Linked DNA regions of Homo sapiens: region 2 is linked to region 1. Evidence: read pairs that join two places in POLR2A ChIA-PET (ENCODE). Cell type or tissue: CD4-positive, alpha-beta T cell. All regions are shown on one strand. Each heading gives the region's core, and the rest is flanking DNA. Links, peaks and the distances in the headings are about the cores only. Region 1 has its middle 15 kb from the start of LINC02482. Region 2 overlaps SH3TC1 (SH3 domain and tetratricopeptide repeats 1).

Region 1 (5,364 bases), core at 301-5,300:
TTCTAAACTGCATACAAAACTGTCTTCCACCTCATTTCCCAGGGGCATCTTCCAATGGAACAGGTGGAGCTCCTTCAACAACTCTGTGGTTTGAGGACTGACACAAGTTTCCTGCTTGTCCCAAAGTGTCCAACAGTGATTAGGTCCCATGTGACATAGCAAAATGCACAGAAGCAGGAAAAGTTAAAACTATTGAGAAATTCCAAAAACAAAAAATAAGACCAACCATCTCATCAATAGACAATCGTGATGAAAATTTCTTCTTCTTCGGCTGGGCGTGGTGGCTCACACCTGTAGTCCCAGCACTTTGGGAGGCCGAGGTGGGTGGATCATGAGGTCAAGAGATCAAGACCATGCTGGCTAACATGGTGAAAACCCATCTCTACTAAAAAGGCAAAAATTAGCTGGGCGTGATGGTGCATGCCTGTGGTCCCACCTACTCGGGAGACTGAGGCAGGAGAATCGCTTGAACCCAGGAGGAGGAGGTTGCAATGAGCAGAGATTGCGCCACTGCACTCCAGCCTAGCAACAGGGTGAGACTCCGTCTCAAAAAAAAAAAAAATTCTTTCTCCTCCTCCTCCTCCTTCTTCTTCTATCTCCTCCTCCTCCTTCTCCTCCTCCTCCTTCTCTTCCTTCTCCTCCTTCTCCTTCTCTTCCTTCTCCTTCTCCTCCTCCTTCTTTCTCCTCCTCCTTCTCCTCCTCCTCATCCTTCTCCTCCTTCTTCTTCTTTCTCCTCCTCCTCCTCTGCCTACTCCTCCTCCGCCTCCTCCTTCTCCTCCTCCTCCTCTGCCTCCTCCTCTGCTTACTCCTCCTCCGCCTCCTCCTTCTCCTCCTCCTCCTCCTCTGCCTACTCCTCCTTCTCCTCCTCCTTCTCCTCTTTCTTCTTTCTCCTCCTCCTCCTCCACCTCCTCTGCCTCCTCCTTCTCCTCCTCCTCCTTCTTCTTCTTTCTCCTCCTCCTCCTCCGCCTCCTCCTTCTTCTTTTCTCCCTTGGCTCCTTGAAACTCAAACATGTAAGGAGATAACCTCCTTCTTCCTCCCAGTCCCAGTGGGAGGATGAGGACCTATCTTCAGTGGAAGCTTTGCTCCAACACACCACTTCTCCCATTTAAGAAAGGAGAACTTTGTTTCTCCTCTGGATAAGCACTAACTAGCAAACCCAGATGGCCTAGAGAGGTGGATCAAACCTGTTTTTTCACCCTTCAGTGCTTTTCCCCTAGCACACTCCAACCTTGAAAAAGTCTCCTGCCTTTTGCTTTGGCAAAGCTCAGTTTAGTTCACGCTGGACTCTCTTCCCTGTTGCAAGTCATTACTGAATAAAATCTGTCCTTACCATTTTGACTAGTCTCCTGGCTTTCCTTATCTTTGACACTCTGAGTCAGAATTCACTGTCCTGGGGTGAAAACTGCAATTCTGCCAGCAGAATGCCACCTCTGGCAGAAAAGGGCAAGCAAAACACTCCAAATTCCCAGCAAAATTTAGAAATGTTCAGTAATGGCCTTACGTTTCACACATTTTTTTTTTTTTTTTGAGATAGAGTCTCACTCTGTCACCTAGGCCAGAGTGCACAGGTACGATCTCAGCTCACTGCAACCTCCGTCTCCCGGGTTCAAGCGATTCTCCTGCCTCAGCCTCCTAAGTAGTTGGGATTACAGGCGCCCGCCACCGCACCCAGCTAATTTTTATATTTTTAGTAGAGATGGGGTTTCGCCATGTTGGCCAAGCTGGTCTTGAACTCCTCGCCTCAGATGATCCACCAGCCTCAGCCTTCCAAAGTGTTGGGATTACAGGCATGAGCCACCCCGCCCGGCCTGTATTTTGTTTTTTTTTTAAATTACAGACGGTGACTCAATCTGCCCAGGCTGGAGTGCGGTGACCTGAACACAGCTCACTGAAGCCTTGACTTCCCGGGTTCAAGCAATTCTCCTGCCTCAGCCTCCCAAGGAGCTGGGACCACAGGTGTGTGCCACCACATCTGGCTAATTGTTTTTTATTTTTGGTAGAGAGAGGTCTCACTATGTTGTCAAGGCTGATGTCGAACTCCTGAGCTCAAGTGATCCTCCTGCCTCAGCCTCCCAAAGTGCTGGGATTACAGGCATGAGACACAGCGCCCGACTCACACACTTTTAAATTTTGTTCTCCGCCTGATATTTAGCTTTACGGCATAGAAGAAATGGTTTAACCCCCTTAGCGACATGGCAGCTCTATGCCCTTTATTGTTCTACTGCTAAAGGTCTTTGGGTTTCTGTTTCTCCTTTTTTTTTTCTTTTTAAGAAATGAAATTATTTTCTTTTACCTACGTAAAAAGAGTATACCTTGGCGGAGAGCGTGGCACGGCTCTACGCACCCCTCCCTGCCTGCCCAGCGCCTTCCACGCGGGAAACTCCCCGCCGGTCTCAGCTCCACCCCGCGCTGCCCCGCCGGCTCGGCAGCACTCGCAGCCGGCGATCCGCTGGTGCAGCTCCACGATCCGCCTGCCCATCCGCGCCGCCTCCGCGGCCTTCCTCTCCGCCTCGGCGCACAGCCTGGCCACCAGATCCTCCGCCTCCGCGCGCGGGCTGGGTGCTGGGGCCCGGGCGCCCTGCTCCTCCGCCTCCATCTCGCTCTTGATGGCGTCGAGCAGGCTCTGGATCTCCAGCAGCTCCCTGCGGGCCCGCTAGTGCGCCCGGGCACGCTCGCACTCCAGGGAGGCCAGGTCCTCGCCGCCCACGCGGGGCGCCGGGCCACCTGGGTCTTTGCGGGCTCTCGCCTGGTCCGTGTCCACGTCAGGCAGGAGAACAGGGTCTGGAGGTAGGGAACTTAAGGCAGATTCCTGCTGACTTCCTAAAGCTGAATCAAGGGAAAACACCAAGGTCTGGGGCAGAGAATCTGAGGCTGATTAACTCAAACTTCCCAAACCAAAAGGAAAAGCACCATCTCCCCATTGGGAGTAGTAAAGCATCAAAGGCTACTCTCCCTACAAGCCTCCTCCCAGATGGAAAGGGAGCGTGCCTTGGAGTGGCCAAGAGCCATGCAGGGACCGTCCCTTCATCCGCATAGGGCGCCAGTTCACCCCAGCCTTTAGCCACAAACCAAAACCTTCATCCACATAAGAGGTAGCTGGTAAGAACCTCAAATGAAGTACTTAAAGCCCAGAAAACTTTCTAACTGGCCCTTGAGCTGCTTGCTCGGGCCCGCTCCCACCCTGTGGGTGCTTTCTCGCTTTAAGAAATTGCTGCTTTCCCTGCTTCTGTTCCTGCGTTTCATTCCTTTGTTACTTTGTTTGTGCGTTTTGTTCAATGCTTTGTTCAAAAGGCCAAGGACCAGGACAACCCACTCAAGGCCCTCCTCACGGTAACGCAAGGCCACAGCGCCGCCGCCCCTTCCCGCCCCGGGCCAGCCGGGCACCCACCAGCCGTGCGCGGACACCTCGCTGTCACCCGCGACAAGTTCTTGAAGTTCCTTTTTAGTTTAGATAAAATTTTACTCTAAAACTTTCAGCCCTGAAACAGCGAAGGCCACACCCAAATGGCCTTCCCGCTGCCAGCCGCCGCGGGGCCTCCTCGAAGCTCCTTTCACGGCAGCTCCAGGTTGCCACGCGCCCACGGGGGTTTCGGGCGGGGTCCCGTATCGTGCAGGCGCCATGGCGCGCTCTCGTCCCCCTTCCCCCACGCGCCCTCGCCTGCGCGGGCTCTGGGGTGGAGTCTGAGAGGGATTCCAGGGTTGGGGTTTTAACACTCAGTTGCGAGTGATTTTTGCACCAGAAACGGAAGGTTGCACCGAATACCGTGACCCAGGGCCACGAAACCCACGGCTGCACCTCAAACCGTCCCCGCCTCGCCAGGGAACCGCTGGCTTGTCTCCGCCGGCCCGACACAGGCCAGGCGAGGTTTTTGGAAACAAAATTGTTACCAAACAGTGGCATTTCCCAGGACAGCTCTTTGAAGGTAGAATCTGTCCGCACGTCTCCGCCAGGGTTGGCTGCCCAGCAGGGGCTCGGTACATTTTGTTTACCCTAAAGAATGCTGTCTGGAGGGGGTAGAAGATATGTTAAGGCCGGGCACGGTGGCTCAGGCCTGTAATCCCAGCACTTTGGGACGCCGAGGTGGGCGGATCACCTGAAGTCCGGAGTTTGAGACTAGCCTGGCCAGCATGGTGAAACCCCGTCTCTACTAAACGTACACAAATTAGCTGGGGGTGGTGGCGCATGCCTGTAGTCCCAGCTACTCGGGAGGCTGAGGCAGGAGAATCGCTTGAACCCGGGAGGCGGAGGTTGCAGTGAGCTGAGATCCAGCCATTGCACTCCAGTCTGGGTGACTAGCCTGAGACTTTGTCTAAAAAAAAAAAAAAAAAGATACGTTTATATTCCTGGTCTGTGGCCCACAAACGGGCTAATGGTAAAGACTGGGGAGACCCTGCTTGCACAAGTGCCCCTGATTGGAAACTCAGTTCTCTAGGGGTGAAATGGAGCTGGTAGGCCCCTGTGACTGTGAGAGAAGTGAGAAAAAAAGGCATGACAGTGCATTGTACAGTTGCCAAAACACCAGGCAGAGGCAGGTGGCATCGCTACTATGACAGTCATTAGACTACACAGTGCATTCAGAGTCGTGTGGGAACTACATCCAATATTCGGACCCTGGCTTCACAACCTGCTGGCTGGGGGACTGAGGGCCAATCAGCCTGAGGGTAGCTCTCTTGGCCTGTGCCACCACCTGAACTTAGTGGAGTTGGGTACCATCACCTCTAGGGAGGTGTGGCAGGCAGAGTGACCCCCATAGAAGTCCACATCCTAATCCCTGGAACCTGTGATTGTGTTATAAATTATATGACATATTTTGTAATTACGAATATATCATATTACATGGCAAAATGGATTTTGCTCATGTAATTAAAGTTAAGGGTCTTAAGGAGAATGAATAGCCTGGATTATCCAGGTAGGCCCAGCCTAATCCTGAGTCCTTAAAGTGAAAAACGCTCCTAGGCTGGAGTCAGAGATAGAAAACGAAGGCAGAAGAGAGATTTGGCAGAAGAAATCCGTGCTATTCCAAGCAGGAGATGACTGGTCCTGCCTGTGCTGACTCTGAGATGTGGGGGGTTTGGACCCTAGCTTCACAGCTTTGTGGCTGGGGCGGGGCGGGGCGGGGGGTTGGACAATGAGGAGGATTTGACAAACCACTGCTGGTTTTGAGACACAGGTGGCCACATGAAAGGACAGGAGGGAGGCCTCCAGGAGCTAAATGTGGCCCCCAGCTGAAGCCCAGCCTGCAACCACAAGGAACTGGATTCTGCCAGCAACCTGAATGCACTTAGAAGCGGTTTCTCTCTGGAGCCTCCTGATAGGAGCCCAGCCAGCCAACACCTTGATTTTGGCCTTGTGAGACCTAGAG
Region 2 (5,364 bases), core at 365-5,364, 1.6 Mb before region 1:
TCTTTAAAAACATCAGAAAAAGACTGAAAAGCTGTTTCACATTAAGGAGGCAAGACATGACGTCTGAATAGAACACGTGGTCTGAAATTGTCATTGTCTACAAAGGCCATCATTGTGGCTCCTGGCAAAATCTGAGTAAGATCTGTAGATAATGGCATTGTATCTGCGTTCATTTCCTGATTTCGACAGTTGTACTGTAGTTATGTAAGCAGATGTCCTGGTTTTAGGAACCACATACTGCATTATTTAGGGGTAAAGGAACATCATGTTTGCAACTTACTCTCAAAGTGTTTAGAAAAAAATAGAAGTGAAAGAGAGAAAGCAATAAAGCAAATGTCATAACATGTTAACATTTGTGCAATCTGGGTGAGGGCGTGTGGGAATGTTATACTCTTTTTGCAACTTTCTTCTAAGTCTGAAATTGTGTCAAAAATAAAGTTAAAGAAAAAAAAAAAGAAGAGCTACCAGGTTGTTCACTAAATAAAAGATGAAAACCCCGGGTCTGGAATAGGAAAGATATTCAGCAAACATTTGTTGAGTGAATGAGAGAAGTCAGAATTTCTCCAGCTGTGAACAGGACTAATGGCACCCAGCCCCGTCATCCTTCTGGGTTAAAGGAAGGGAACAAACTAGCTCATTCCCTGGCTCTTCTCTGACCCCTTGTAAGTTCAGTACATGTTGACTTCACACGGCCCCCAGTGACCTGTTGAGAATTTGTGGTCTCCCTTGGAGATGGTAGGGATCAGCTAGACCAAGGATCCCCAAAGAGTGTCCCATGGAACACCAGCTCAGCCAAAAGCAAACAGGGTTGTGGAGGATTCTGGAGGTTAAGTAAGTGTGGAAAAGGCATTTCAACAGGAAAAAGATGCCTTGTTTGTGCTGGGAATCCCTGGGATCACCCACAAGGGATGTGGACAAAGCTTTTCCCCACTCCTTAGGGCATGATGAAGTCTATGATGGAGCAGTGTGTGAGAACATGCTTTGGGAACTGCTGGTCTAGCTCCTGCCATCAGTGCATGGCCTGGCCAGCTTCCAGCTGCTTCTGATGCACAGGTGCCAGAGGTACCAGAGCAGACGGACCCTTTCCATGAGGGGAACAAGTGAACGGCTTGATGAGGCATGGTGACAAACGGCCTCTGAGACCTGGTCTGAGAGGTGTTGGTCTGTCGCAGCCCTAAACATTGAACAGGACCACTGAAGACAAGCATCTCATTGGTGGGGCCAGGACCAGGATCACATGACCCAGAAGGTGGCCTCTCCATGCACCCACATTCTCTGGGCTCCTTGACTGAGGTCTTAACAAGGACAAGGCCAGGGAAACAGAATTCCATCAAAGGATGGGCACAGCTGACTCCTCTCCAAAGACCCCCTGCTGCTGCTCGCACTGGGCAGTGAGAACACAGAAGTGACCAGGGAATTCTTCTCTTGGAGTTCCCTGGCTGGGAGCAGGCAGGTCATGGGTGGCGTGTAAATCACATAGGAAGAGGCGTATGGCCAGAAGAGTGCCCCCCCCAGAGGAGCCACGGGGGCTGATGGAAGGCCCCAGGAGAACACGGGGTTCAGGGAGAGGGGGCATCCCAGGCAGAAGGACACACGTGTCACCCAGAGCAGTTTTGGAAGGCACAAGGTACTCTGTGCAGCCCATGGGGGCCTGCAAGGTCGGGCCCAGAAGCTTCCTGGGGCTTAACGGAGGAGAGCGACGTGTGTACTGGATTAAATCGTGTCCCTCAATTCATGTCTCCCGGAACCTCAGAAGGTAAGCTTTCTTGGAGAAAGGATCTTTGCAGATGTAATTAGTTCAGCTAAGATGAGGTCAGATTGGAGTTGGATGGGTGCTAGGAGATGGGCACCCTTTTAAGAAGAGAATACGGAAGACACACAGAGGAAGACAGCCACGTGGAGACGGCGGCAGAGTGCAGTGATGTGGCCACAGGTCAAGGAACGCCCACGGCCACCAGGAGCTGGAAGAGGCAAGAAGGACCCTCCCCTAGAGTCTCCAGAGAAAATGTGGCCCTTCTGGCCTTGGTTTTAGACTTTTGGCCTCCACAACTCTGAACAAGCACATTTCTGTTGCTTTAAGCCCCCGGCGTGCAGTGCCTTATCACGGTAGCCACGGAAAGATGATGCACATGGGCAGGTGTGCATTCGAGGGAACGCTCTCCCTGCAGCAGCCCGGAGAAAGGACGCCAGGGAACCCTGGAGTCAGGCACTGGGGCCAAGGGGGCAGCAGCCTGAGGACAAGGGAAGAGACTAGGCATCGTCCACAGTGACTTTCAGGCTTGTTACCTGGGGAGCCAGGTGGACGCAGCAACGTCCCCTTAGGTGAGATGGGGGTGGGTTCAGGAAAGGGGCGGGGCTCCAGCCACTCACTCGGACACGGGGCCCTGCATGCTGATGAGGCTGCTCCGCACAAACCCCACCCGGCCCGAGGCTGCGTGTCGGCCCACGCACCAGGGCAGGCTGGGCACCTGCGCCCCAAGGATCTCGATGAGGTCGCCACCTCGGAAGGTCATCTCTTCGGGCCCCGAGCCCTGGAAGTCTGCCAATGCCGAGGCCAGGCCCACAGCTGCGGAAGAAAGCCACATGGTGAGTGCCAGGGAGACCAAATGGGGGCCAGAGCGGGCAGACAGGGCCGATGCCAGCCACCCTGAACCATGGGGAATTCATCTTTTGGTTACTAGGAGGTTCGTAGTAAAGCTTGGTTTCCGCAATGAGGGAGGGAATGTCTACGTGGTCCTCAGAGGGGATGTTTTTATCCCTCTGTTGAAGATGAGAAAAATGGAGGCTCAGAGATGTTGATAAATAAGCCTCGGCCATCAGCCTCCAAGGCCAAGGCTCTTTCCTCCTTTCCTTCTGCAGCCACAACCCCCGGCCCCACCTACTCCCCACCCGGCTCCTGCATGGGGCTTTAGTCCCCCTGACAGGTGCGCAGGCCACCCAGACACCGGCAGCTCTGACAGGTGCACAGGCCACCCAGACACCGGCAGCTCTGACAGGTGCACAGGCCATCCAGACACCGGCAGCTTGCCACAGAGCACAAAGCGCTGGACCCGGCATCCAAGGAGAAGGGCTGCTGGCAGTGCCAGCTTTTCATAAAGAGGACGCGGTCACGGTCCTCTGTTAGTGCACGTGGCAAATTCAGCCAGCGCCAGCCCACCTCGGCCCAGGGCCTTCCAGGCGTTTCCCATGGTGACAGAAGGCTAGACTCTGAGACTGTTGGGTTGCACTGTCTGAGAAGTGGCGTTTGGGAGCTCTTTGCAGACAGTGGCCGGGGGCCCTGGTGCAGCTTCACTGAGCATCCTATGACGCTGCACCAGCCCCCAGAGCTTCCTGAGTGTCAGTTATGACCTCACAAGCTGGAGAAGACTCGGTTGGTACAAAAGTAATTGCGGTTTTTGCCATTGAAAGCAATAACAAAAACCACAATTACTCTTGCACTACCTGATAGCTATCTCTCTGGCTCAGGGAGGATGTAGGGCAACTTCCAAAATGTTGGTGCTGCTCCCTAGCACACACATTTCCCCAAAAAAGAGAGGCCCATGGAAACACTTACCCATCAGCGGGTTGCCGGGCATCACAGGGCCACCCATGGCATCGTCGATGGGGTCCTGGGGGATCCTAAGAGCCCACCTGGAGCCGGAAGAGGGAGGTCTTTGCTGCGGGATTTCAGATTTGGGGCAGATACATCCTGTGCAGAGACTGGACAGGCCAGCAGCCCCCAGCAACCTGAGCAGGTCCCTCGCCTCCCCCAACACACACACGTGCACACACACACACACACACATGCCTGCCCAGGTGTGTGGCCTTCAGGCCCCGTGCGTGTGGCACTGCCCCCAGGGAGCCCCGCACCCCTCAGCCTAGGGCCCGTGTCCTGGAAACACCGCCACCCCTGTGGGCCTGGAACCCTGCAGACCTCCAAAGCACCTGCCTCCCCCAGCTCCACACAGTGAGGGGTGAGGGAGATCCCAGCCTGGGGCTCTGGAGGCCTGGATTCAAATCCTAGTACCACTGTGACTTTGCCATATAACCTGGACAGATCACTCCTCTCTCAGCCTCAGTTCCTTCAGCCAGAAAAAAAAGGAAGCTGGACTAGATGACTGACAATCCCTCTTTCCCAGATGGCAGAACACTCTCAGTGTCCCCTGTTGGGACACCACTGGCCAGAGCACATAGGAAGGATTCTTAGGAGAAGCTCCTCTTGGGTCTCAGTAATGAGAGAAGCCAAGCCACAGCCTGTCACTTGAGACACTGCAAATCAAGAGATTGAGGTTCTCTCTTTGCTTTGGCTACCAGGAAGCTCCAACCCAAGTTAATGCCCCCCGCTTCAGCAAGTGAACAGGAGTTTGCATGTCACCTGTCCTCACATCCCCTGGCTCTATCTGTGGGTCCCGTGTGCCTTCTCACTCTGGATACGCATGTTTTATGTAGCTTCCTCAAAAGCTTTTCGGATGAGCCTGGTGAGAGCTCATGCCACATCTCCTGTGCCAGCGAACCCCAGGATAGCCCTGCCAAGTGGATGTCATTGGCCTATCATGCAGCTGGCAGGCCAGAGGCCCAGAGAGGTGGGCCAAATTGCCGAGGCCACACAGCTGGGAAGCAGCAGAACAAGGCCATGGCCAGGTCTGTCCGGGGCCCCCACCATTCCCTGTCCATCCCCTTGACCTCCAGATGACCCGGGCCTGGGAGTCTCAGCGAGGCCAACAGCTCTCAGAGCAGCAAAGGCCGGTACCTACTGATGAAATGGAATCAAAGGCTCCGGGGCGGCCGCCACTGCCACCTCCTCGGAGGACACGCTGGGGCTCGGCGGTGAAGAGTCTGTTTCCGGGGCCGCCTCTCCCTGGGGTGCCCCCGAAGCCTGCCTGAGGGCCTGGGGGCCATTTCCTGCATCCCGGGGACCCGTCATCACTCTCACATGGTGGTCAGGACACAGGACAAAGAAGGGCCCTTCAAAAGGATGGAGGTGGTCACTGAGGGTGGCCGGACTGGGCGCAGCTGTGGCCCTGCCCCCCACACCCCTGCCGGACAGACAACGAAGGCAACACCCACAGGAGCGGCCCCCCCAGTGTCTGCAGGCACAGAGACCCAAAGGGGCTCAGAAGGAGAGGTGGGCCCAGGGCGAGGTCCCAGCTCTGCCTCCATGTGGTGTGTGAGGCTGGCTCAGCCTCAGACCCTCGCCCTGGGCCTCAGTTTCCCTGACTGTGCGATGCGGAGCCAAAGGTGGGACCCCCAGGGCCCTTCTCCATGGACTGCCCCAGTGACCCCAGCCACTGCTGGCAGGCCCCCTCCTGCTGTGGTCGGGTAGGAAAGACAGCCTCATGTCCCCTCCTCAGACTCGGCGGCCAGCCACAAGGCCAGGGCAGCAGC

Evidence for each region. Peaks named below come from ENCODE experiments on the same cell type or tissue, not always from the same donor. Only the 100,000 strongest peaks of a DNase experiment are listed, where the experiment ranks them.
Region 2: POLR2A ChIA-PET joins it to region 1 with 5 read pairs; 1 of 35 experiments calls an interaction of 5 or more read pairs at or near these places.

What each region holds. Positions count from the first base shown.
Region 1 is chr4:6,656,045-6,661,408 of GRCh38, reverse strand. It overlaps the pseudogene LOC124900840. Among named protein-coding and RNA genes, the nearest start is that of LINC02482, 15 kb to the left of the region's middle. RefSeq lists a silencer at 2,466-2,625. In CD4-positive, alpha-beta T cell, for the core only: no CTCF peak of the experiment used is centred there; a DNase peak (open chromatin) is centred at 2,428; H3K4me3 peaks cover 1,031 bases; H3K27me3 peaks cover 345 bases.
Region 2 is chr4:8,216,537-8,221,900 of GRCh38, reverse strand. SH3TC1 (SH3 domain and tetratricopeptide repeats 1) reads right to left here. Exons shown (of 18, transcript NM_018986.5): 7 at 4,734-4,944; 8 at 3,554-3,630; 9 at 2,371-2,566. Among named protein-coding and RNA genes, the nearest start is that of SH3TC1, 20 kb to the right of the region's middle. In CD4-positive, alpha-beta T cell, for the core only: no CTCF peak of the experiment used is centred there; a DNase peak (open chromatin) is centred at 3,320; H3K27ac peaks cover 510 bases.